Regions from separate parts of the Homo sapiens genome. Here region 2 is linked to region 1. A link is a loop called in an ENCODE intact Hi-C map of the cell type or tissue named here. Cell type or tissue: endothelial cell of umbilical vein. All regions are shown on one strand. Links, peaks and the distances in the headings refer to the core of each region. The heading gives the core; the rest is flanking DNA. Region 1 overlaps LOC105378061 (a long non-coding RNA gene). Region 2 overlaps SYNE1 (spectrin repeat containing nuclear envelope protein 1).

Region 1 (12,469 bases), core at 3,882-8,881:
ACTCCCACCAACAATGTAAAAGTGTCCCTATTTCTTCACATCCTCTCCAGAATCTGTTGTTTCCTGACTTTTTAATGATTACCATTCTAACTGGAGTGAGATGGTATCTGATTGTGGTTTTGATTTGCATTTCTCTAATGACCAGTGATGATGAGCTTTTTTTCATATGTTTGTTGGCCACATAAATATCTTCTTTTTAGAAGTGTCTGTTCATATCCTTTGCCCACTTTTTGATTTTTTTTTTTTTTTTGTAGATTCTGGATATTAGCCGTTTTTCAGATGGATAAATAGCAAAATTTTTCTCCCATTCTTTAGGTTGCCTGTTCACTCTGATGATAGTTTCTTTTGCTGTGCAGAAGCTCTTTAGTTTAATTAGATACCATTTGTCAATTTTGGCTTTTGTTGCCATTGCTTTTGGTGTTTTAGTCATGAAGTCTTTGCCCATGCCTATGTCCTGAATGATATTGTCTAGGTTTTCTTCTAGGGTTTTTATGGTTTTAGGTCTTACTTTTAAGTCTTTAATCCATCTTGAATTAATTTTTGTATAAGGTGTAAGGAAGGGGTCATTTCAGTTTTCTGCATATGGCTAGCCAGTTTTCCCAACACCATTTATTAAATAGGGAATCCTTTCCCCATTGCTTGTTTTTGTCAGGTTTGTCAAAGGTCAGATGGTTGTAGATATGTAGCGTTATTTCTCAGGCCTCTGTTCTGTTCCATTAGTCTATAAATCTGTTTTGGTACCAGTACCGTGCTGTTTTGTTACTGTAGCCTTGTAGTATAGTTTGAAGTCAATTAGCATGATGCCTCCAGCTTTGTTCTTTGTGCTTAGGGTTGTCGTGGCTATACTGGCTCTTTTTCAGTTCCATATGAAATTTAAAGCAGTTTTTTCTAATTCTGTGAAGAAAGTCAATGGTATCTTGATGGGGATAGGATTGAATCTATAAATTACGTTTGGCAGTATGGCCATTTTCATGATATTGATTATTCCTATCCATGAGCATGGAATATTTTTCCATTTGTTTGTGTCCTCTCTTATTTCCTTGAGCAGTGGTTTGTAGTTCTCCTGGAAGAGGTCCTTCCCATCCCTTGCAAGTTGTATTCCTAGGTATTTTATTCTCTTTGTAGTAATTGTGAATGGGAGTTCACTCATGATTTGGCTGTCTATTATTGGTGTATAGGAATGCTTGTGATTTTTGCACATTGATTTTGTATCCTGAGACTTTGCTGAAGTTGCTTATCAGCTTAAGGAGATTTTGGGCTGAGATGATGGGGTTTTCTAAATATACAATCATGTCATCTGCAAAAAGAGACAATTTGACTTCCTCTCTTCCTATTTGAATACCCATTATTTCTTTCTCTTGCATGATTGCCCTGGCCAGAACTTCGAATACATTGTGGAAGACAGTGTAGCAATTCCTCAAGTTTCTAGAACCAGAAATACAATTTGACCCAGCAATCCCATTACTGGGTATATACTCAAAGGATTATAAATCATTCTACTCTAAAAACACATGCACACGTATGTTTATTGCAGCACTGTTCACAATAGCAAAGACTAGAACCAACCCAAATGCCCATCAATTATAGACTGGATAAAGAGAATGTGGCACACATACACCATGGAATACTATGCAACTATAAAAAAGGATGAGTTCGTGTCCTTTGCAGGGACATGGATGAAGCTGGAAACCACTATTCTCAGAAAACTAACACAGGAACAGAAAACCAAACACCACATGTTCTCACTCATGAGTGGGAGTTGAACAATGAGAATACATGGACACAGGGAGGGGAATATCACACACTGGGGCCTGTCGGGGACTGGGGGGCTAGTGTAGGGATACCATTAGGAGAAATACCTAATATAGATGACGGGTTGATGGGTGCAGCAAACCACCATGGCACATGTATACCTCTGTAACAAACCTGCACATTCTGCACATGTATCCCAGAACTTAAAGTTTAATAAACAAAAATTAGTTTTTAGCTAAAACTTGCATTCTGTTATTAGTAAGTTTTCCAGCAGCCTACCACTATTTATGATTTTTCTGTTTATATTCTGTTTATATTCTTGTTTTAGGAGCTGGCACGTGTCTTGACTACATCACTGGCATTTTACATCCTTGGTTCTTTGCCAACTGATTTCCTTCTTTCATTCCTTCCACTCTTTCCTCCATGTTTGCTTCTCTGAATTTAAATTTCTTCATTTGTTAATAGGGGTGACAATAACACTCATCACACAGAACTGAGAAGTGATCTAATGAAATGACCCATTTAAAGCATTTCGATCATTAGGTCAGTATACAGCAGCTGTAATTAGTGCCTGATATACACAAAGTCCTATTATTAATGTCTTATGAAAGAATTTGTATTAGAAAATCTCTAAGCTATTCTAGCTATTATTTTGACCTAATTTTATGGTAATTATTATCTAATTATAGTGAGTTCTTGTGTATTTTTTAAATGTCAGGCTATTAATATGAGAAGATAGTTATTTAAAATGAAACAATGGTAGTGGACTTTAACAGAGACAAAACGGGTTTATTCAATGTCTCAATCAGTATCTTTGTAGAAATTATATTTATGCAATAGCACTGAAAATTAAATGACTAGTAGAAACTGAGAAAAAGGAAACAGTAAAACAACGGTAGAAAATGTTTTCAGTAAATGTTACATTTGAACATATATTATTAATTTTTACATGGGAATAGTAGCATGATTTAATGCTTTTGAATAATTTAAAATAATTTTACCTTGAAAAAATGTAGGTAAACAATAAAGAAGATAGTTTGCGTTTTCCCATAGGAAGAAAAAATACGTCTTTATTATACCAATTTGTTCCAGGGGAATTGATGACATGTAGAAGCATATGTCTAACTGGCTCAGATAAATCGTCCAGATACAAAATGTTCCCAATAGCGTTGTCTACAGAATGTACTTTTTTGTCATCAATAAAAATGCTGTCTGAGCTTTGGAAAGGTACCATAGTAAATATAATAATGAATTTTTTTTCCTCTGACTTTTGCTTCCATCAGTCTCTTCTCTGTCTCTTACTGGTCATTGAAATTTTGAAAGCAAAATGCAAGCCAGTGCTGAAGTAGTTGTTTTTAAGCATATTAAAGACTCATTTCCTCTTACTTGGTTCACACCCTTATGAGAGGAATTCCAGGGAAGGACACAGTAGAGAAATATCCTTGAAAGTGTGTGTGTAATCAGTGGATATGTATTCCACTGGGAGTGATTTTTTTTTTTTTATCACACACAGTTTACATTAGTGGGTAATGAATCCCCAAAAATCCAAAGTTCTCAATTTCCAAATACTTTTCATCTCCTAACTGAGATTGTGTTAAACACTCTGAAGTGCAAACTATTGCTTGAAACAACTCTGGTTTATTATTATAACCTGAATTAACCCTCATCAAACTAATTTTAGGTGTATCATACAGGCAATAGATATGCTTCCTTAAAAATAATGGTAATCTTTTAATAACACTTGGGAGTTCATGATTTAAGGGAGCTTTTAGAGGATTGTTTTTGTAACATAATGACTAATTTTATAATAGAAAAGAATCAAATAAGGGACACTTTACAATAAGATAGAGATGTATTGTGTGGGTCTATATTTTTACATAACTTTAAATTTTATTTCTTTTTTTTTTTTTTGAGACGGAGTCTCTCTCTGTCACCCAGCCTGGAGTGCAGTGGCGCCATCGCGGCTCACTGCAAGCTCTGCCTCCCGGGTTCACGCCATTCTCCCGCCTCAGCCTCCCGAGTAGCTGGGACTACAGGCGCCCACGACCACGCCCGGCTATTTTTTTTTTGTATTTTTAGTAGAGACGGGGTTTCACCATGTTAGCCAGGATGGTCTCGATCTCCTGACCTCGTGATCCGCCCGCCTCGGCCTCCCAAAGTGCTGGGATTACAGGTGTGAGCCACCGCACCCGGCCAATATTTTCAACTTATGATAGGTTTATTGGAGTAAGTCCAAGAGCATCTGTACATGTTAACATGTAATTTTTGACATGGAGATAATAACCCAGGGTGTAGAAGGTATAACCTCAGCCTCTTTGCACCATATAACCACGGAACATACAGACAGAAAGAAATGATGCTCTGCAACAAGGAAAATAAGCTGTGAAGTAGTGGTGTTAAAGGAAACCCTTTACATTACACTTTGATGCTAATTGTCTCAATTAAAGACAAAAATGTTACCTTTTTCACATTAAGTGAAAAGAAGCTAGACATGAACAAAGATACATTGTGATGCCATAATATTGCTCTTAGAAATTGACATTTCAAAGTGATTGCCATTAACACTCATTACTATGGATACAGTCAAGAATTCATTTTTTCTGTCCTTCTAACAATGGTTTCAAAGTGGCTGAGCGGAACGGAAGACCTGAAAGTGGGCCGGTGATGCTATAATACTGGAATAATTATAAAACAATCACAAGAAAGCTTGTTTATTCTATAACCACATTATCCTATACGGTGGCCATATTTGTCCATTTAAATGTAAGTTAATTAAGACTAAATTAAATTAAAATTCAGTTTTTCAGTAATGCTAGTCATGCTTCATATGCTTGTAGCTAGCAAGCTTTCATTCACTTGTAACTAGCAGCTGCCATATGGACATCATAGATACAGATTTCCATCAGCACAGAAAACTCTACTGGACAGTGCTGTTTTATAATCACCAGATTTTTTTAAGTTACCCATGAAATTATGTATTACGTATTTGAGGTTATCCGTATTCTGTAAAATAGCAATGACATAGTAGAAATATTCTTCTATAGTATTGAAAGGCTCTGTAACCTCATGAGAAGAACACAAAATTCAGACTCACATAAGTCTAGATTCTAATCTTAACTCTGCTGACTGACCTTGGACATACTACTTTTTGTTTCTAAGCTTTTGTTCCTTCATTTGCAAAATGAGGTAGCAAAATGCTTGCCTCATAAGAAGTTTATAAATATCAGAAATAACATACGTAAAGGTGCTTCCTATGGTGCCTGACACATAGTTGGTATTAACTTATGGTTGTTATTGTTTTTATTAATTAACAAAGGAGAAGACAGTAAAGCTGTCGGTGGTCACAGACACAAGTCATACTTTTGCATAAAAGGTGAATCTTTATTTTCTAGAAAACGTATCTTATAAGCTCAGTTCATTTTCATAGTATCACACCAAAAATGTTTGTGATCATAGTAATCACAGAATAGTGAGGAAATGACCAAGCAAGGATAGGAAAATATATAACCACAAAGGAATCAGTGAGTCAGGAAGAGGATAACGAGAATTTTAAATGGTATGAAGCGGAAAAGACAGAGATAATAAAGAAGGACACAAATATGCAAGAATAGAAAGGAAGAAATAATCTCAGATACAGTTCCTCCTGGAAATATACCAGAAAGATATGTGAAAACATAATGACACAATCAAATAGGGAAGGGAAAATGATTTCTTACTACAAGACTGTGAGGAAACAGCTTTTCTATAAAATTATTTTTCCTGTGCTAGAGAAGCATATAAATCTAAAAGATTAAAGAGAAAAAAAGAAGGCAAAACTGCTGCAGAACATCTACTTCTGGTGTGTTTTTAACCTTATGCATGTTCTTCTAAACTGAAGTGCCACTGTTTTTAACACATAATATGAGTAAGATGAATTAGATATTTAATCCCTCCAGATTTAGTATATATTGTTCATGGTAAGAAGTTTGGCTTTGACGACCAAAATGTGCACTCTCTGAGAAGTTTCATCACAAAAAGGCACTCCTGTAAAGTCATGTGCCTCAATTGCCAGGAGGGGCATATATGAAGGATAACACAGTAATGGAGAACAGAAGAGTCACATGTCACTGTGGCCAAAGCTTCCATAATGGAGAATTAAGGAGTCAATGTGATAAAGCTGCAGAGCTAGGGAGGGATCTCAGGCATTGCCTGTATATTCCATGGGGAAAACCAGCTGCTTGAATTTAACCTGGACACTGGAAGAGATAAGGTGTTTGGAAAGGAAAGCAAATCAGCCCTTTTATATAAGACTGGGGCTTTTTAACATCCAGAATTTGGATGAAACAAGAAGCAGAGTGAAAAATTTGGGCAGAAAATTTTGAAACAGCCCAGAGTTCTCAGACTCAGCAATAAATTTCCATTTGATCTGGGGAAGTAAAGTCAAGATCAAATAAAGATAAAATTGAGACCTATTAATATAACCCAACATGTGTGTATTGAATCCCCATATTTGGCATAAAAGTATCAAGTACTGAGGATGCAATGATGACCAAAACTATCACAACCCCAGCCTTTTGAAACTTAACCATCTGTGTCTAAAAACAGGTAATTTTATTTCAATCACTGTTAATATTGTTAGTTTAATAAACATATATATTCTTATTGATAAAGGCATTTGTTTGGAAAAATCAGTCATATAAAGAGCCTATTGTAAAACCTTATCCACCATCTAAGTACTGCAAGGAGTTAATGAAACTCACCAGAAGATGGCAATACATAACCTCCTATCTCTGCTGTTATAATTGCTAAGGCCAAAAGGTAAACCTAAAAACTCCTATGACACCTCTATTACAATTGCAAATAACACTTTTTATTTTAGTTGTTTGCATCAGGCATGCTATGTATATTATGATCACGAGGCAGTATAAGTATTATCAGATTTACAGGATTTTATTGATAAGTAGGTAGCTAAAAAGTGCAATGTTATAAAAATCTCAGATCTGAAGGCCCATAGCAAGACATCTCTTTGGTCTACTTGCTCTCTTTACCCTTTTCTTATTTTGAACAATGTAGAAGATTCAACAATGGCAAAATTTATGAATATAAAGTATTAATACAATTGTCCTATAAAAATTAGTTGTTTTTACATTTGAAACTTTAGCCTCAATATGTATGTATTGTATCATAAAAATATTCAAGTGTTTTTTATTTTTCTTGAAAGGCAATTCAAAATTTTAGCTTTAATTAGTTATGCAAAGTAGGTTTTGTTTTCCATTTTAAACTCAAAATAAAAATATTTCAGTTATTTCGTCAGTTTGTTTAATGGAACCAGCTAAATATTCAACTATTGAAGTCAACTGAGTTATCCTTAATATGAATATAGCAATAATAATCTAAAATCATGAGTGAATCAGTCATATTCATTAAAATGTGGAAGAAACCTATTATCTATTCAAGCAGAAAAGTATTATTACCCTAGACATCTAAAAGTGGTTGAATAATAAGGATTTGTGTTTAATTTCAGCTGATGTTGTGGTTGATTAGAGTTAAAACTCTAAAAAAAAGGGAGACATAATAAAAACTGTAAAAGTTTGCTCTTCTCTTTATGGAAGTAAAAAATACACTATAGCTCCCAATAGAGATAGGTTGAATAGGCCTATCTCTATTTTGTAAAAATAGTTTGTAAAAAATAAATGCACTAAAGTTCTTGTGTACTATGTAGAAAATGGCCAAATACTCAAGCAGTATTTGTTGCATTTCTTCCAAACTTAACACTAAAATACATTAGAGCACCAAAACCAGTCAAAATTGTGGGAATGAAACTCAAACAACATCCATAATTTAGGAGAAATTTTAGTCACTATAAAATGATGGAACTGGATAAGAAATGAAATCAGTGACTTATCATTGTTCTGACATACTAAAAAACAGAAAGAATGGTTTTCCCCTTCTCTGCAAAGGGAAGTTCTATTTTTGTGGTGAATCCAGAAAACCAGGCATGCATTATTAATGGGAGTAATAATAATAACAAAAAAATTTTTACAGATTTGAAAAAAGATTTAACTAAGTAGCTCAAAAGTATATATTTTTACAGGCAAATCAATTTGTAATCCAGATGTCCTGATTTTTGTTAATGCTATATCTACCCTTGATTCATTAAGAGTAATATTCTATATCTTGAAGGTGTACCATCTCTAATGAGCAAAAATTCCTGACTGTGCCATAATTTTCCTCTCCATTGATATTTCCAGGAATCCTTTGAAAAGTTATCAGTTATAATATGAATCCATAAATATTACCAAATTTGATGAGCAGCCTCTGTCAAACTTTAAATAAGAGTTAATAAACCAAGTAATTTAAGTTTAAATTTATTAAATATATAAGGATAAGCAGTAAGAAAAATAATATGATATTGCTGTAAGTAGGCTAGATAATAGGAGGAAAAGAAGAAAAAATACACTAAATCTGCATTGCTCATATCTAAGAGTCAATAGATACTGTCTAAACATATAGAGACTATGGAAATACTAAATAGAGTTAGGTAGATGTAACATCAGCAAGATAGTGGAGTAGGCAATCTCAGCCCTTGTCTTTCTACAAAAACAGTAACTTAACCACTATTCGTAGGCCAAAAATAACTCTGGGAGAGGTCCAGAGTCTAATAAAGAAGCTGTACCAAGCCCGTGGAGCACAAAAACTGAGGATCGCCTCATAGAAAACAGTAGGAAGCATTTTACCTGTGTAACCTCATATCTCAGGCCTGCATAGCTCAGCATCAAGAGAAATCTTCTTGGTTGCCACTTCATCCCCTGGTGAAAAAGGAGGATAGAAAGATACCGTGGTCCTTACCACTGCCACAGATAACCACAGCCTTCACCACAGAAAATCCCCACAGTCTTTGCCAATGCAGATCTCAGCTAATTGAGCTACACGGAGTCCATGCCATTGTGCCCTGCCCTCCTGCCCTGGCACCACCACATGCACAACCATCCCTCAAATCTGATGCCATCCACCCTGGATCTGATGCTGCCCATATCCTTTGAACCAAATGTCAATGCACCCCAAATCAGATCCATCACTACTGTGTGCCCCCAGAACCAGTGTCCCTGTGGATCCCTGAAACTGGTGCCCGCAAATGTCCCCAAAATTTGTGCATCCCACCCACCTAGCATCCTTGTACTCACCAGCATGTGAAGATCTTTCCTCATAGAAGTCAGTTCATAAAGTCTGGAAAAGGTCAGTGTTCCATCAAATACACAGACAAGCCTTTGAATAACAAGAAAAATCAGGAAAATATAACATCTCCAAAAGAGCATAGTAAATTTCCAGTAACCAACACCAAAGAAATGGAGATCTATGAATTGCAAAATGAAGAATTCAGAATAGTTTTTCTTTCTTTTTCTGAGGTGGGCTCTCACTCTGTCACTCAGGTTGGAGTGCAGTGGCACAATCTCAGCTCACTGCAACCTCTGCCTCTCAGGCTCAAGTGGTCCTCCCACCTCAGCCTCCTGAGTAGCTGGAACTACAGGCATGCACCACCATGCCCAGCTAATTTTGGTGTGTTTTGGTAGAGATGGGGTTTCACCATGTTGCCCAGGCTGGTCTTGAACTCCTGAGCTCAAGCAATCCACCCACCTTGGCCTCCCAAAATGTTGGGATTGCAGGAGTGAGCCGCCATGCCTAGCCTTCAAAATAATTGTTTTAAAGAGGCTTAGTGAGTTACAAGAGAATACAGATAGACAACTCAACAAAATCAAGAAAACAATACATGAAAAAAAGAGAAGTCCAACAAATAGATAGAAATCATAAAAAAGAACTAAACAAGTTGTGGAGTTTAAAAATTCAATGAAAGGAGTTTAAAAAATAAAGAGCTTCAATGGTTGACCCAATCAAACAGAAAAAAGAATAAGTGAACTCAAAGACAGATCGTTTGAAATTATCAAGTCAGAGAAGAAAAAAAATAATGAAAAAGAGTGAAGAAACCCTACAGTACTTATGGGACACAAGCAAGCGAACTAACTTATGCCTACAGGATACCCAGAAGGAGAAGAGAGAGAAAATAGGGAAAGATGGTTATTTGAAGACATAATGACCAAAAAGGTTCCAAATCTGGGGAAGAAAATAGACCTCTAGATTTATGAAGCTCAACATTTCCAAAGAGGATTAGCCTAAAGAAGACTCTTTCAAGACATTATAATCAAATCATTATAATAAAAATCAAGGAAAAAGAGAACTTTAAAAGCAGTAAGAGAAAAACAACTCATCACATATAAGGAAATCACTATAAGACTATCAATGGATCTCTCAGCAAAAAAAAAAAAAAAAAAAAATACATATATATCTATGGCAAGCCAGAGGAGACTTATATTACAAAAAATACTTGAAGGAGTTCTTTAAATTGGAACAAAAACACTCTGCAAGGAACATAACATACAAAAGCATAAATTTCACTGGTAAAGATAAACACATGGACAAATACAGAATAATGTAACACTGTCGTGGTGGTACATAAGTTATTTTAACCCTAATATAAAAGCTAAAAGATAAATATTTGTTAATGGACACAATATAAAAAGAAATTAACTCTGGCCACAAAAATACAAAGTATGAAGGTGGGCAATAAAAGTGTAGAGTTTTGTATGTGATTCAAGTTAAGTTGTCATCAATTTAAAATAGATGGTTATAACTATAAGATATTTTATGGAAGCCTTGAAGTAATCACAAAGGAAAAAAATACCTATAATAGATACACAAAGTATAAAGAGAAAAGAATCAAATCACTCACCCAAAAATATCAAATAATAAAGGAAAAAAGCAAGAGAGAAAGAGAGAAACAACACAAATGCAAAACACACAGAAAACAATTAATGAACTAGCAATAGTAAGCCCTCACTCATCAATAATTACTTAAAATGTAAAGATATTAAACTCCACAATCAAAAGGCATGGAATGGCTGAATAGATTTAAAATACAGGGTCCAGTAAAGTGCTGTTTACTAAAGACTCACTACAGATTTAATGAAACACATAAAATGAAAGTAAAAGGATGAAAAGGTGCACATGGAACATTCTCCAGGATATATAATGTTAAATTACAAAACAAGTCTCAACAAATTTAAGAAGATTGACATCATGCTACATAACTTTTCCAACCACAATGGAATAAAACTGGAAATCGATAACAGTAAGAAAATCAGCATATTCACAAATACATACAAAATAAACAACACGAATATGTGGAAATTGAATCAAAGACAAAATCAAAAGGGAATTTTAAAAATACCTTGAGACAAATGAAAATGGAAACACAACACATCAAAACTTAAGGGATGCAGCAAAAGTAACACTAAGAGGGAAATATATAGCCATAAACACCTATAATAAAAAAGAAGAAAAATTTGAACTAAGCAACCTAACTTTACACCTCAAGGAATTAGAAAAAGAAGAACTAAGCCCAAATTTAGCAGAAGGAAGGAAATAATAAAGACATACACACAAACAAGCAAGATTAACAAATTATCATGATAGAATAAAGATGAACTACATCTTTTATATGAAGAAATGCAAATAGTCTAAACTTATCTATTAATGAAAAGAAATTTCAGATTGACTCTCAAAACAAAATTTGAGTCTGTTGTATACAAGAGATACATTTAAAATAGAATAACTCTGAAAGTTTGAAGTATTTTTAAATAAGCAAAAAAGTACCAAGCAAATATTAACAACAAAAATAACAAATTCACACTCTTGGTATCAGACAGGGTAAATTAAAGTAAAAAAAAAAGCATTAAACAAAACAGAAAAGTATCTTATAACTATAGAGTGAGAAATACACAATGAAATTATGACAGCTATGGGATGTTTATCAACTAATATCACATCAGAACTCATTAAGCAAAATGTAAACCACAGGAAATAAAAAGAAAATAGAAACACATTAGGAATGGAAGTCTTTAATTCACCTACTGTATCAGTTTGCATCCAGTCAAGAGAGAGGAACCCACAGTTATTTTAACAGAGATAATTTAATATAAAGAATTCTTGTCCGGGCGCAGTGGCTCACACCTGTAATCTCAGCACTTTGGGAGGCAGAGGCGGGTGGATCACGAGATCAGGAGATTGAGACCATCCTGGCTAACACAGTGAAACCCCGTCTCTACTAAAAATACAAAAAATTAGCCGGGCGTGGTGGCGGGTGCCTGTAGTCCCAGCTACTGGGGAGGCTGAGGCAGGAGAATGGCCTCAACCCAGGAGGCGGAGCTGAGCTTGCAGTGAGCCGAGATTGTGCCACTGCACTCCAGCCTGGGTGACAGAGCGAGACTCCGTCTCAAAAAAAAAAAAAAAAAAAAAAGAATTCTTAACTAGGTATTTGTTGTGGTTATTTCTCAGAAACAGGAGGGACCCCCAACCAAAATTCTGTTTAGATGTCAAGACTGATGATGCCTCACACACACCAAGACAGTATAGAAAAGTTTATCATCACATCATGGGATTTTCTAGGAACAGCAGGGCAAACTTACCAGAAAGGTCCAAAAAGTCTTTAGAAAACAGAGAAAGAAGACAAATAGATGTTTTTGTGATATTTAGAGGGTGGGGCGGGGCCAAGGTGAGAATTCTGGTGTGGGCAGAGTTTCTATAGTTTGAACTTCCCTCTAGAACTAAAGGAGGGAACACCCAGGGTTTCTCATCAGCTTGCCCACAGGTGAGCAGAAAGGAAAGAAAGAAAGGTGACAAACAT
Region 2 (12,469 bases), core at 5,054-10,053, 180 kb after region 1:
GGCAAAAACAGATATCCAAAGGCGAAAGTACCTAACTATGCCTAGGAAGGAAAGGAGTTGTTGCTTTGTAGAAGGGGTTGGGGTTTGGGAGATTAGCCGGACACGATCAACAGGGAGAGCATATGTGCTTTTATGAAGAGTTATGCTGAGATAGGTAATGGATGAGGAAGAAATTTGGCCTTTGACGGGGGAGTTGCATTATCCTTTTGAGAATAGATGTTGGAGGAGCAGGAGGATGTCCTGTTGGGAAGATCTGTAGGAGGGGCTATAAAGTAGAAGGTTGTCAAAATATTGAATACGGTGAGAAGCAGATGGACAGAAAGAAAGTAAAGTATGAGAAAGGGCTTGACTGAAGTAATGGGCGCTGTCCCTGAAGCCTTGCAGCAGTACAGCCCAGGTAAGTTGCTGAGACTGATGGGTATCAGGGTCAGTCCAAATGAAAGCGAAGAGAGGCTGGGATGAAGGGTGTAAAGGAATAGCAAAGAAAGCATCTTTGAAATCCAGAACAGAATAAGGGGTTGTGGAGGGAGGTATTGAGGATAGGAGAGTATATGGGTTTGGCACCACGGGGTGGATAGGCAAGACAATTTTTTTGATAAGGTGAAGATCCTGGACAGGCTTTAGTCCTCTCAAAGCCTGTTGTGGGATGGGATACTGGTGTTGAGCAGGGTAAGGATGATTAGATTTTAATGGGATAGTAATGGGCATGTGGTCAATTGCTAGGGAGGGAGTAGAGTTGTCTCATACTTGTGGGTTCAGGTGCAGGGGATACAAGAGGAAGACATGAAGGAGGTTTTGAACAGGGGAAAGGGTAGCAATGAGATGTGGCTGTAGCCCAGGAATAGTCAGAGAAGCAGATAATTCACTTAAAATGTCTTGATCTAATAAGGGAACTGGGCAGATGGGGATAACTAAAAAAGAGGCATAAAAGACTGTTTTCCAAGTTGACACCAGAGTGGGGGAGTTTTAAAGGGCCCAGCAGCCTGGCCATCAATATCCACAACAGTTATGGGGGCAAGGTAAACAGGCCCTTGAAAAGAAGGTAATGTGGAGTGGGTAGCCTCCGTATTGATTAAGAAGGGTATGGACTTACACTCCACTCTAAGAGTTACCTAAAGCATCTGTGATGGTCCAGGAGGCTTCCGAGGTGATTGGGCTGTGTCAGTCTTCAGCCGCTAAGCTGAGAAGATCTGGGAAGGAGTCAGTCAGAGAGCCTTGGGCCAGAGTTCCAGGGGCTCTGGGAGTGGCTTCCAGGCAAGTTGGACAGTCCTATTTCCAGTGGGTTCCTGCACAAGTGGGACATGGCTTAGGAGGAATCCCAGGCTGTGGTCATTCCTTGGCCCAGTGGCCAGATTTCCAGCACTTGAAGCAAGATCCTGGGGGAGAAGGTCCTGGAGGAATGCCTGGCCACTGTGGTTTAGGTATTTTGAAGTTCTTGTGTGCTGGAGATGTGGCTGGGGTTTCTCTCACAGTGGAGGCAAGTAATTGCAACTCAGAAATAAGTTGCCGCTTGGCTGACTCTTCTCTATTATTGTACACCTTGAAGGCGAGATTGATTAAGTCTTGTTGTGGGGTTTGAGGGCCAGAATCTAATTTTTGGAGCTTTTTCTAATGTTGGGAGTGGGTTGAGTAGTAAAATGCATATTGAGAATAGGACGGCCTTCTGGCCCCTCTGGGTCTAGGGCGGCAAAGCATCTAAGGGTTGTTGCCAAACAGGCCATGAACTGGGCTGGGCTTTTATACTTGACGAAAAAGAGCCTGAACACTAACTGATTTGAGAGAGGTCAGATAAAGAAAAAGGAGGGTTAACCTTGACTCTGCCTTGAGCTGCAGCCACCTCTGTAAGAGGAAATCGTTGGGCAGGTTGGGGAGGGCTAGTCGTGGAACAAAACTATAAGCCAGACAGGGTGGGAGGAGGGGGAGGTGATAGAAGGATTATAGGGCTGGGGAGTGGAGGCTGAGGAAGAATTAGGACCTGGCTCAGCCTGGTGAGGAGCAGCCTGGTGAGGAGGGGAGAGGTCAGATGGGTCCATAGAAAAGGAGGATTCAAAGGACTCAGAGCTTGGGGTGGAGACTGAAGGAACAGACAGGAGAGAAAGAAGATTTGTGATGAGTCGCACTGGGAGCAGAGACTAGGGAGGGACTGATGTGTAAAAGAATGCCTGGATGTCAGGCATCTCAGACCATTTGCACATTTTTCAAGAAAAATCATCCAGGTCTTGTAAGATGGAGAAATCAAAAGTGCTGTTTTCTGGCCATTTAGAACCATTGTTGAGTTTGTATTGGGGCCAAGCAGTGTTGCAGAAGAAAATAAGGCAGTAAGGTTTTAGGTCAGGCGTGAGATGAAGAGGTTTTAAGTTCTTGAGAACACAGGCTAAGGGAGAAGAAGGGGGAATGGAGGGTGGAAGCTTGCCCATAGTGAAGGAGGTAAGTTTAAAGAGAAAGGTAGAGACACAGAGAAGGGGGTGGTGAGCAGCCCTGGGCTGTAATGTGGGTGAGCAGCCAAAGCAGGCGTCTCCACAATTGATTTGCCACCAAGGGAATGTGGGTGAATGACCAAGGCAGGCGTCCCCACAGTGATCAGACACTAGTGGAATGTGGGTGAATAATCAGGCAGGCATCCCCACAGTGATCAGACACTAGTGGAATGTGGGTGAATAATCAGGCAGGCATCCCCACAGTGATCAGACACTAGTGGAATGTGGGTGAATAATCAGGCAGGCATCCCCACAGTGATCAGACACCAGTGGAATGTGGGTGAATGATCAGGGCAGGCATCCACACGGTGATTAAACACCAAGGGAAGACTGTCTTCCCAAGTCCGTGACCCACGCTGGAGTTTTGTGTCCACAGATAAAATGTGTCTCCTTTGTCTCTATTAGAGAGGAAAAAGAACTGGAATTGGAAGGACAGGGAGATTGAAAGGTAGCGAGAGAAGCTGGAGAAGAGAGTGAAAAGACCGCTTGCCCGATTTGAAATTGGTAAGATGTTCCTTGGGCTGGCCTGAGGACCCAAGGTCATAGGTGGATCTTCTCATGGAGTGAGGGTGAGGACAGGGGACTGGTCTCCTGAAGGAATCCCCCTGTCCCAGATCTTCAGCACCAAATGTCACGTGTGTCCGTGTGAAGAGCCCAACAAACAGGCTTTGTGTGAGCAATAAAGCTTTTTAATCACCCAAGTGCAGGCAGACTGAGTCCGAAAAAGGTAGATAGGGGTGGGGCAGTTTTATAGGATTTGGGAGGGTAGTGGAAAATTACAGTCAAAGGGGGTTTTTCTCTTGCAGACAGAGGCAGGGGTTACAAGGTGCTGAATGGGGAGCTTCCGAGATTCATTGTCCAGAGAAAGAATTTCACAAGATCAATTGATCAGTTAGGATGGGGCAGGAACAAATCACAATGGTGGAATGTCATCGGTTAAGGCAGGAACCAGCCATTTTCACTTATTTTGTGGTTCTTCAGTTGCCTCAGGCCATCTGGATATATACGTGCAGACTTGGGCTCAGAGGCCTGACAAGGATTTTGTGTAGTTGTTCCTAGATATTCACAAGTGATTGGTTCCAGGACCCCCAAGATAGCAAAATTTATGATGCTCAGGTTCCTGATATAAAATAGTGTAGTATTTGCATATAACCTACACATATCCTCCCATATACTTTAATCTGTAGATTATGTATAATACCTAACACAAAGTAAATGCTATTTAAATAGCTGTTATACTGTGTTGTATTTTGTTTGTATTATCTTTATTGCTGTATTGTTATTTTTATTGTTTATTTTCTGAATATTTTCAATCTGCTATTGATTGAATCTAAGAAAACAGAGGGCTGACTTTATATAATGCATTTGGGTGAATATTAGCGCTGAGGTTGTCACAGGATCATAGAGAAGTGTTCTCAATATATGATTCCTTCACCAGCAGCATCAGATTCACCTGGGAACTTAGACATACGGATTTTTGGCTCTACCCCACATCCACTCAGCCAGAAACTCTGGGGGTGGTGCCCAGCAATTTGTGTTTTTATAAGCCCCTCAGATGATTTCTAGTGTGTACTAAGTGAGAGAACCACTGGCATAGGAAACAGATGCCCTCACTCAGACTTCTGGGTTAGAAAATCTTCCTAGAGTAGGTTGTGCCTGAGCCGAGTTCTGAAAAAGGCATTATCCAAGGGAAAATGTGGTAAGTGTTTAGGCAGAAGACAACTGCTTTTGCAAGACAAGAAAGTGAGAGAAGGCATGGATCATGAGAATGTGACAACCTCTGTACTGGACATGCTACATAGATTACCTCTAATTCTCAGCAAAACAATTGAAAGGGTCCGTGATGATTTAACACACCCTTTAGTACATCCTGTAGTATGACAGTAGAGAGGTTAACGAAAAAAAAAAAAAAAAAAGACACACCAAGCTCACAGAGCTAATGCATGGCAAAGCCAGAATTTGAAACCCAGTTTAGCCTGCCTCCATAAATGGCATTCTTTCCATTCGGAAACATCACCTGCCAAGGGGGACAGTCATTTTACCTGTGTCACAGCACTGTCAGCAGCAAGTGAGATGCTGGAGTTGCATTTTGTAAATGCCGAAAAATCATGTACGGTATGATTATGAATACTTGGCATTCTTATGAGACACTACATCTTGATGAAAAGTTAGGATATTTTCACTAAATCAGTGCTATTATAGAATGGCCCTTGTCATTATTTGTGAAAATAAGTATGAAAATCCCAATTTTATTTTTCATTTTTGAGATGAGTGGTGACCTGGATACATTTATTCACCAAATAACTTGATAAATCTCTAATAGGTATTATGTTCCCAGGGTCTAGGAATACTGTGTTGAACAAGATAAATGTGTTTTCTGTCCACATGGAGATTGTAATACCTAATATCAGTTTAAATAGTAATATAGACAAGTCACCCAATGGTATTCTGGGTGTAACTCCTCAAATTCAGTCAAAATGAATCCCATCTAGAACTGTCTTCTGGGTTACCAATGGCTTTGGGTAGGAAGCAACCCACAGGACTGTGTTTCTACTCCAGCTATTACTCTTATTATTTGTGTACTTAGGAAATTCCCTCCTGGTCACATTTTCTTTATTAAATTAGCGTTACTTGGCAAAAAAAAAATGGAGTTGGTTAATTTCGTTATTCAATAAGATAACTAAGATACTTTTCTAGAGTTAACTTTTGCTTCTTACTGTCCTAAAGGTGGGGGTAAGGAGAAAGGAAATTTTTCAGAGACAGTTGGGACTTACTAAATATTAAGTCTCTTCTAGAATCAGTCAAGTATTAATCAGCAATTAAATAAATGCACAGATACTAATAAAATTGTAATGTCTCCTCATTTCCAGAGAGAAGACAGAGTAATTTTTAAGGAAATGAAAGTTTGGATAGAACAATTTGAGAGAGATTTGACAAGAGCACAGATGGTGGAATCAAATTTACAGGATAAATATCAGGTATTGTATGGAGAAGATTTTTGAATTTTTCAAAAGCTATTTTTGACTAATATTTATATATGTCATTTGATCTCCATTTAATGCTTCAAATTACATTAATGAGAAAAGTCTTTAAAGACATAACATTCATTACCCTAAGTTTGCATATAATTTAATAATTGTATTTCTAACTTATGTAGATAGTCTTAAGTTGCATTGTGTCCACACTATATATGGAGCACTGAGGCTTCATCACTTTTCCATAACTCAGTCTTATAGATGACTTGGAAAACAAATGCAGAGTCATTGTGTTTATAGAACTCATGATTTTTTTTTTTTTTTGAGACGGAGTCTCACTCTCTCTCCCAGGCTAGAGTGCAATGGCGTGATCTTGGATCACTGCAAGCTCTGCCTCCTGGGTTCACACCATTCTCCTGCCTCAGCCTCCTGAGTAGCTGGGACTACAGGCACCCACCACCACACCTGGCTAATTTTTTGTATTTTTAGTAGAGATGGGGTTTCACCATGTTAGCCAGGATGGTCTCAATCTCCTGACCTCGGGATCCACCTGCCTCGGCCTCCCAAAGTGCTGGGATTACAGGCGTGAGCCACCATGCCCGGCCAGAACTCATGATCTTATAGATCTCACCTAACCCAAAAATCTACCAAGAACAAAGAGTTGAGTCAAATTGAAAATTAGTATAAAATAAACTGAATTTAACAAAGGATTGCAACATGAGTATTGGAGGGTCCATTAAAGGGATCAGTTTCGACTGCGACCTGCCTAGTCCAACACCATTGCATTCAAGTTGAGCTCAGAGTTAATGTTTTTCTCCAGTCTGACTACAGTGTCATTAATTGGACTTCTGCTTCTGATTTTCACTTCCAAGACACAAAACACAGTTTATTCCCATTTACAAAGTGTGATTTCAATAGCAAAGACACAGAATCAACCCAAATGCCCATCAATGTAGACTGGAGAAATAAAATCTGGTACATATACACCATGGAATACTAGGCTGCCATATAAAGGAACAAGATCATGCCCTTTGCAGGGACATGGATGGAACTGGAAGTCATTATCCTCAGCAAACTAATGCAGGAACAGAAAACCAAACCCTGCGTGTTCTCACTTATAAGTGGGAGCTGAACAATGAGAACACATGGACACATGGAGGAACAACACACACTGGGGCCTGTGGGGGAGTGGGAGAAGGAGAGCATCAGGAAGAATAGCTAATGGATGCTGGGCTTAGTACCTAGATGATGGGTTGATCTGTGCAGCAAACCACCATGGCACATGATTACCTATGTAACAAATCTTCCTGTACATGTACCCTAGAACTTAAAATAAAAGTTGGAGAAAAAATAAAAATTAATAAAAATTGTGATTTATTTGATGCAGCATTATCATTTTTCCCAATGTAAAACATCAGTCCCTTTTAGTGGCAAAATTAAATATAGTATATTCTGAATTATATTCTGTAATATATTCTACTCGACATCATATTTCAGTCATTTCTGCTACAGAAAAAGGTCAAATGAAGTGAGAACTTCAACATGGTAGACAAAAGATTTATCTATGGCATTAGTGATTTTATATAATTGTATCTTTAAAATATGCCTGAATTTAGGTGGATGATAGCATCAATATTATATTTGTCAAACTTAGCAAAGCAATAAATATGTGGTTAATATGCATGTACTCTTTTGCTTTGAAATTCAGTGTAAGCTTTTTTCCCCAAAATAAAATTTTCTGGGCTGAGATCCATTAAAAAATGATTAAGCCAGTAAATGGAGAAAAGAATTGCAAGAACAGAGTGAATATACTTATTTAGTCCACTGATGAGGTTTAGGTTTGGCACCAATTATCAAAAAATAAATTCCAAGTTATAAAGCTATCTGTTATACAGATGCTAGTTCATGAGGGAAACAAAGGCTTAGGAAAACAGAAAACAGAAATCCTCCTTTCAGCCCGAAGGTGATCACTAGTCTCATAAAAATGGGTTTAGAGTCTCTCTGAAATCTGAATTTAGGGAAAATTTCATTTCATCTTTACATTCTGTAATCAGCATTTTAAATCTCTTTCAATCTGTAGCAAATGCTGCATTTTCCAGTTTTTTCACTCAGAATCCTGTGGAATAAAATTTAAAAGTTGATTTGATGTTTTGTTTTTTTTTAAATTTATTTTTTTGTTGTTTTTTTTAATATTTTTTTTAGTCAGAGTGTCACTCTGTCGCCAAGCTGGAGTGTAGTGGCATGATCGTGATCTCAGCTCACTGCAACCTCCGCCTCCCAGGCTCAAGCGATTCTCCTGCCTCAGCCTCCTGAGTAGCTGGGACTACAGGCATGCGCCACTATGCTCAGCTAATTTTTGTATTTTTAATGGCGACGGGCTTTCACCATGTTGGCCAGGATGATCTCAATCTCTTGACCTCATGATCCGCCCGCCTCGATCTCCAAAAGTGCTGGGGTTACAGGTGTGAGCCACCGTGCCCAGCCTATGTTTTGGTATTTTTAAAATTCCATTCAGTTAGAGAAAATGAAAGAAAACCTTGTAGATAAAATTCTAGTTCACTATCTCCCCCCAGTGTTCTTCACGTGAATTTACATGTTTGTTTATAATTTTGAAATTCTTTTAGTTGTGTTATCTGCTAACTTTTGTGGGGCCATTCTCCTGTAACATAATTGCACATTTTAATTATCTTTTCATTTTATGTTTAGATTTGGAGTCATATTTTAGGATGGGTTAATTTAGTTAATGTAAAATATAAAACTTTAAAAATTGTTTTAATGTTAGCATTAAGCTTATAGTTAAGTCTACATATAATACATTGATGTCAACTGTACTGTGATATACTTAATATTTTAATACCATGAAATTAAAGCAAAGGATTATCATGTAAACATGGTCCCCTAAAGTAAACCTCTTTATGCAGGCTTACTTAAACACAAATCTAGACAGCTTTAATTCTGCATTATTTTGATATATGCAATTTCTATTTGTAAATTGTTTGGTACTTGAAGTAAAGCAACTATCTTGATTATTAGCTAAGATTTATACTCCTGTTTACTATGATTTCCTGACAAACATATACTGGTACACAAATTACTTTACTAGAAATGAGAAATCCTAGGCTTTAGTCCTACCTCTACTACTTGTCCTTGATAAGTCATTTCTGGGCTTCAGAATAATAATGCATGTGTAGGGTGATGGAGAGAACCAGAGAGGATAATATGAAGAAAGCACTTAGCACAGGGTCAAGCTATGTCAGGGCTTGATGAATGACAGCTGCTATTAGTATCATAACTACCGTTATTATTATCAACAACATATATTGAGTGTTATCCAAATAGAAAAGATTGTTATTTAGGAAATGTGCTTTCCTTTGCTTTTGCTTTTTTTGACTCATTGCCATACTGTTGCTGTTTTTCCTCTTTTAGTCATTTAAGCACTTCAGAGTTCAATATGAAATGAAGAGGAAACAGATTGAACATTTAATACAACCATTACACAGAGACGGTAAATTGTCACTTGACCAAGCATTGGTAAAACAATCTTGGGATAGAGTGACCTCCAGGGTAAGTTCTCCCACAATTAGTTATACTGAGCTTAATAAATTTAGAAAAGAATATTTTTCATCATCTATTTCTACACAGTGGTATGGCAACAGGTTCTACTGCCTCTGTCTGAGGCTAGAAAGACTTAACTATGGGAGAATCTTTGCCTCCTTGTCTAGTTTTCCTGTAAGTTAATGGAAGTCTTTGGTTTAACAGCTATTTTCTTGCCTTGGCTTCCCTCTATGTGATATCAGCAATTAACTAGATGATAGATTAAAGTCCTGAGACCATCTGGATCACTTCACACTTTACACAACTTCCTTCTGGGTGGTTTAGAAGAGGTGACTCTCTGGTCTTGTAGCAGATTCTCCAGAGTAGAGCCACAGCAACTTCTTGTATTCTAAAATCATGTTTCATCAACAGTTAATGACCTTCCTGTGTTGACATACAGTTTTGCATTCTTTAATTCAAGCATCTTTTTTTATCTGATCATGAATCTGAAGGAAAATTGCTCAGTATCTTTCATATTCATATTCTTCATGCTTAAAGGCCAAGATTTCAAACCCCTGGAACACTTCTATCACTAATAAGAATATTTGTCTTGAACTTACCATATATTCTTTACTTTATTTTATTTTGTTTTTGAGATAGTGTCTTGCTCTGTCACCCAGGCTAAAGTGCAGTGGCACAATCACAGCTCACTGCAGCTTCAACCTCCTTGGCTCAAGCAATCATCCTACCTCAGCCTCCCAAGTAGCTGGGACCACAGGCATGTACCACCATACTTGGCTAATTTTTTTTTTTTTTTTTTTTTTTTGTAGAGATGAGATCTCACTATATTGCCCAGGGTGGTTTTAAACTCCTGGGCTCAAGCATCTCATCCATCTTGGCTTCCCAAATTTCTGGGATTACTGGAGTGAGCCACTGCACCCAGCCTAATTTTTTTTTTGATAGTCTCATTTTTTCTAGTGACTCCATTAAAGAATAGGCTAGTTCCTAAGCACCTCAACTCATCCCACCTGGCTTTCCAGTAAGCTAGGAAATGTGTCTGAGAATTGGGTAAAATGGAAGAGATGGAGAGAAGGGTAGACAATCATAGGATTATAGAAAGAATCCTTTAAACCCATCTTTGTCCAGAGCTGCTTAGATAATCCTCATTTTTCTGAACTTGTTCTGATCACGTGGGAGGTTTTAATGGGATTCTCATTCCGACGACCAAGATACACATGTGCCAGGTGTATAACTGCTGCATCCTCCAAGCATGTCACCAAACCTGATCCCTTCCCTTTCAGCAAAAGCCACACTGAAAATCAGTGGGTGCTTCATGCTACTCCTGTAAGAGGAAAATTGCTTACACTTCTGATAATATTCTTCCATGTTTAAGATGTATTTTCAGTTTCTTCAAAATTTGCTTTTAACTGTAATTTTCTCCCCATCCCTAAAGTGTCAAACTCAGAACACAGACATTTGCTTATTTGATATTTATTAACTTAGCCTGAAATCATTAACTTAAAGCTTTATGTATGCTTTACTATTATTTGGGTGCAATTTTATAAATTGCCATCTGTATTAAAGATATTTTACTTTTCTGCTTTTTAAATTTTAGCTCTTTGACTGGCATATACAGCTTGATAAATCTCTTCCTGCACCTCTGGGCACCATAGGTGCCTGGCTGTACAGAGCGGAGGTGGCCCTGAGAGAGGAAATAACCGTTCAACAGGTCCACGAGGAAACAGCAAACACGATACAACGGAAACTTGAGCAACATAAGGTAAAAATTCTGGTTGGAAAACCTTGCAGCATAACAGCCCTACTGTGGTCTGGAGAGGTAGCCTAGTTACAACCTGCTCTGGCGGGGACGCCCCAAATATTAATTCTACATGATCGGAGACGTCACACCTTCTTAGAGTTCTCTAATTTGATTGTTTCTTTCTTACACTGGTTAATGACGGTTCCAGTGGGTTGACTTCCTGAGATATTTTCCATACCTGTGTGGTATTTTTTTCATCTGCAGCTATCTTTGTTATTTCTGTTGTTATATATTATTTTTCAAAAGATAAGCATAGATGGTATGCATTTACATAATAATGTGGCCGGCCATTGGCTCCAGACCTCATTTCTGCCTCCATTCTCAAAGGAAGGCAGGCAGAAGTTCTTATGTCTTGGTGCTGTGGGGTGGGGGTAGAAGGAATGGAGGCTGTAGGAAGTGGTGGGGTTAGGCTTTGATGGTCTCTTAGTCATTTGGGATGTTTTAAACTTAGTATATGATCAGTTGTATATGGTATAATTTCCAATATATTTCCTCTTTGTGTTTTGTGATATTACAGGCCTAACTAAAAATGCCGTTTTTCATTAACATCACATTAATGCAATCTTGCATTTTATGCAATTGAATTTGTATACTTCATTTGCTGTAATGTGGTGGGGTATTCCTGCATATGTGAAAAATAGAGATTTCTACTCCTGACTACACATGGGCAATGTATAGCCCATGTATATTTTCTGCCAAATTATTGATATTTTTGAAAAATTACCCCAAGGAAATACACTGTCCTGTATTCTAGACAAGATCATAAAGCAAATTTACAACAGATTTTATTGCCTTTTATTATTTTATGCCTCTCTGGGGCTTTACTTTTGGAGCTAGATATACAGAGACACAGAGATGTGATGCCATTGCCGATCTTGGCCATTTCAACTTGACAGACTCAACCTCAGACAAGCTCATCAAACCAGATGGCCACGGCAAGATTTGATGATCTGCAGAGGCCATCACTCAGGGTCCTGCCTCCATTTCCTCTTGGCCTTTTCTGATACTCAGTGCCTTTAGACACTTTTAAAGTTGCTGATGATCTCTTAGCTCCTCTCCTCCCCCAATCACCAACGCAGACAAACACACACACTGAACTCTCTGTCATTTGGCTTCTCAGATGCAAGCATGACTTTGGGGTCTTCTTCATCTGTGCAGATACTCACAAATAAAAGCGGGGCCTGCTTATCTGTGCCTTAGTGCCCTAAAGTGGGGGCAGCTATGCCGTAAGGGACCCAGAGTTCAGGCCTCATACGAGATCAAGTCACAAGAATTTTCCTGGGATTGAATCAGTTTCCTGGGCCATGTCAATTTTGAATCACCCCAGTATATTAAAAATAGAGAAAAGTGTGAAAATAGTATTACACAAACAATAACATCTTTAGCAAATTAGCAACTAAGCATATATAACACACAATAATTTTTTCATGGAAAACTTAATTGAAACTATTTTTTTACCTTAACTGGCATTTGTTTATTTATTTATTTTTAAATTGCAGATTCAGGGGGTACATGTGCATGTTTCTTACATGAGTATATTACATAATGGTGGGGATTAGGATTCTAGTGTACCTGTTACCTACATATGAAACTATTTTAATTGATGTAAATATTTGATACTAAAGAAGTCAACTTAGAATTTTAAATGAAATGTAGAATGTATA

Evidence for each region. Peaks named below come from ENCODE experiments on the same cell type or tissue, not always from the same donor. Only the 100,000 strongest peaks of a DNase experiment are listed, where the experiment ranks them.
Region 2: it touches region 1 in a loop (12-fold over the local background); 14 of 110 quality-filtered maps call a loop at or near these places.

What each region holds. Positions count from the first base shown.
Region 1 is chr6:152,664,127-152,676,595 of GRCh38, reverse strand. It overlaps LOC105378061 (a long non-coding RNA gene), which reads right to left. Exons shown (of 5, transcript XR_001744416.2): 3 at 8,916-8,997; 4 at 8,469-8,540. Among named protein-coding and RNA genes, the nearest start is that of MYCT1, 28 kb to the left of the region's middle. In endothelial cell of umbilical vein, for the core only: a CTCF peak has its summit at 6,489 (motif pointing right); DNase peaks (open chromatin) are centred at 5,175 and 6,515; H3K27ac peaks cover 2,098 bases.
Region 2 is chr6:152,481,382-152,493,850 of GRCh38, reverse strand. It overlaps SYNE1 (spectrin repeat containing nuclear envelope protein 1), which reads left to right. Exons shown (of 146, transcript NM_182961.4): 12 at 5,348-5,455; 13 at 8,879-9,016; 14 at 10,602-10,766. Among named protein-coding and RNA genes, the nearest start is that of SYNE1-AS2, 85 kb to the right of the region's middle. RefSeq lists an enhancer at 2,103-3,302. In endothelial cell of umbilical vein, for the core only: a CTCF peak has its summit at 8,050; DNase peaks (open chromatin) are centred at 8,140, 8,250 and 8,830.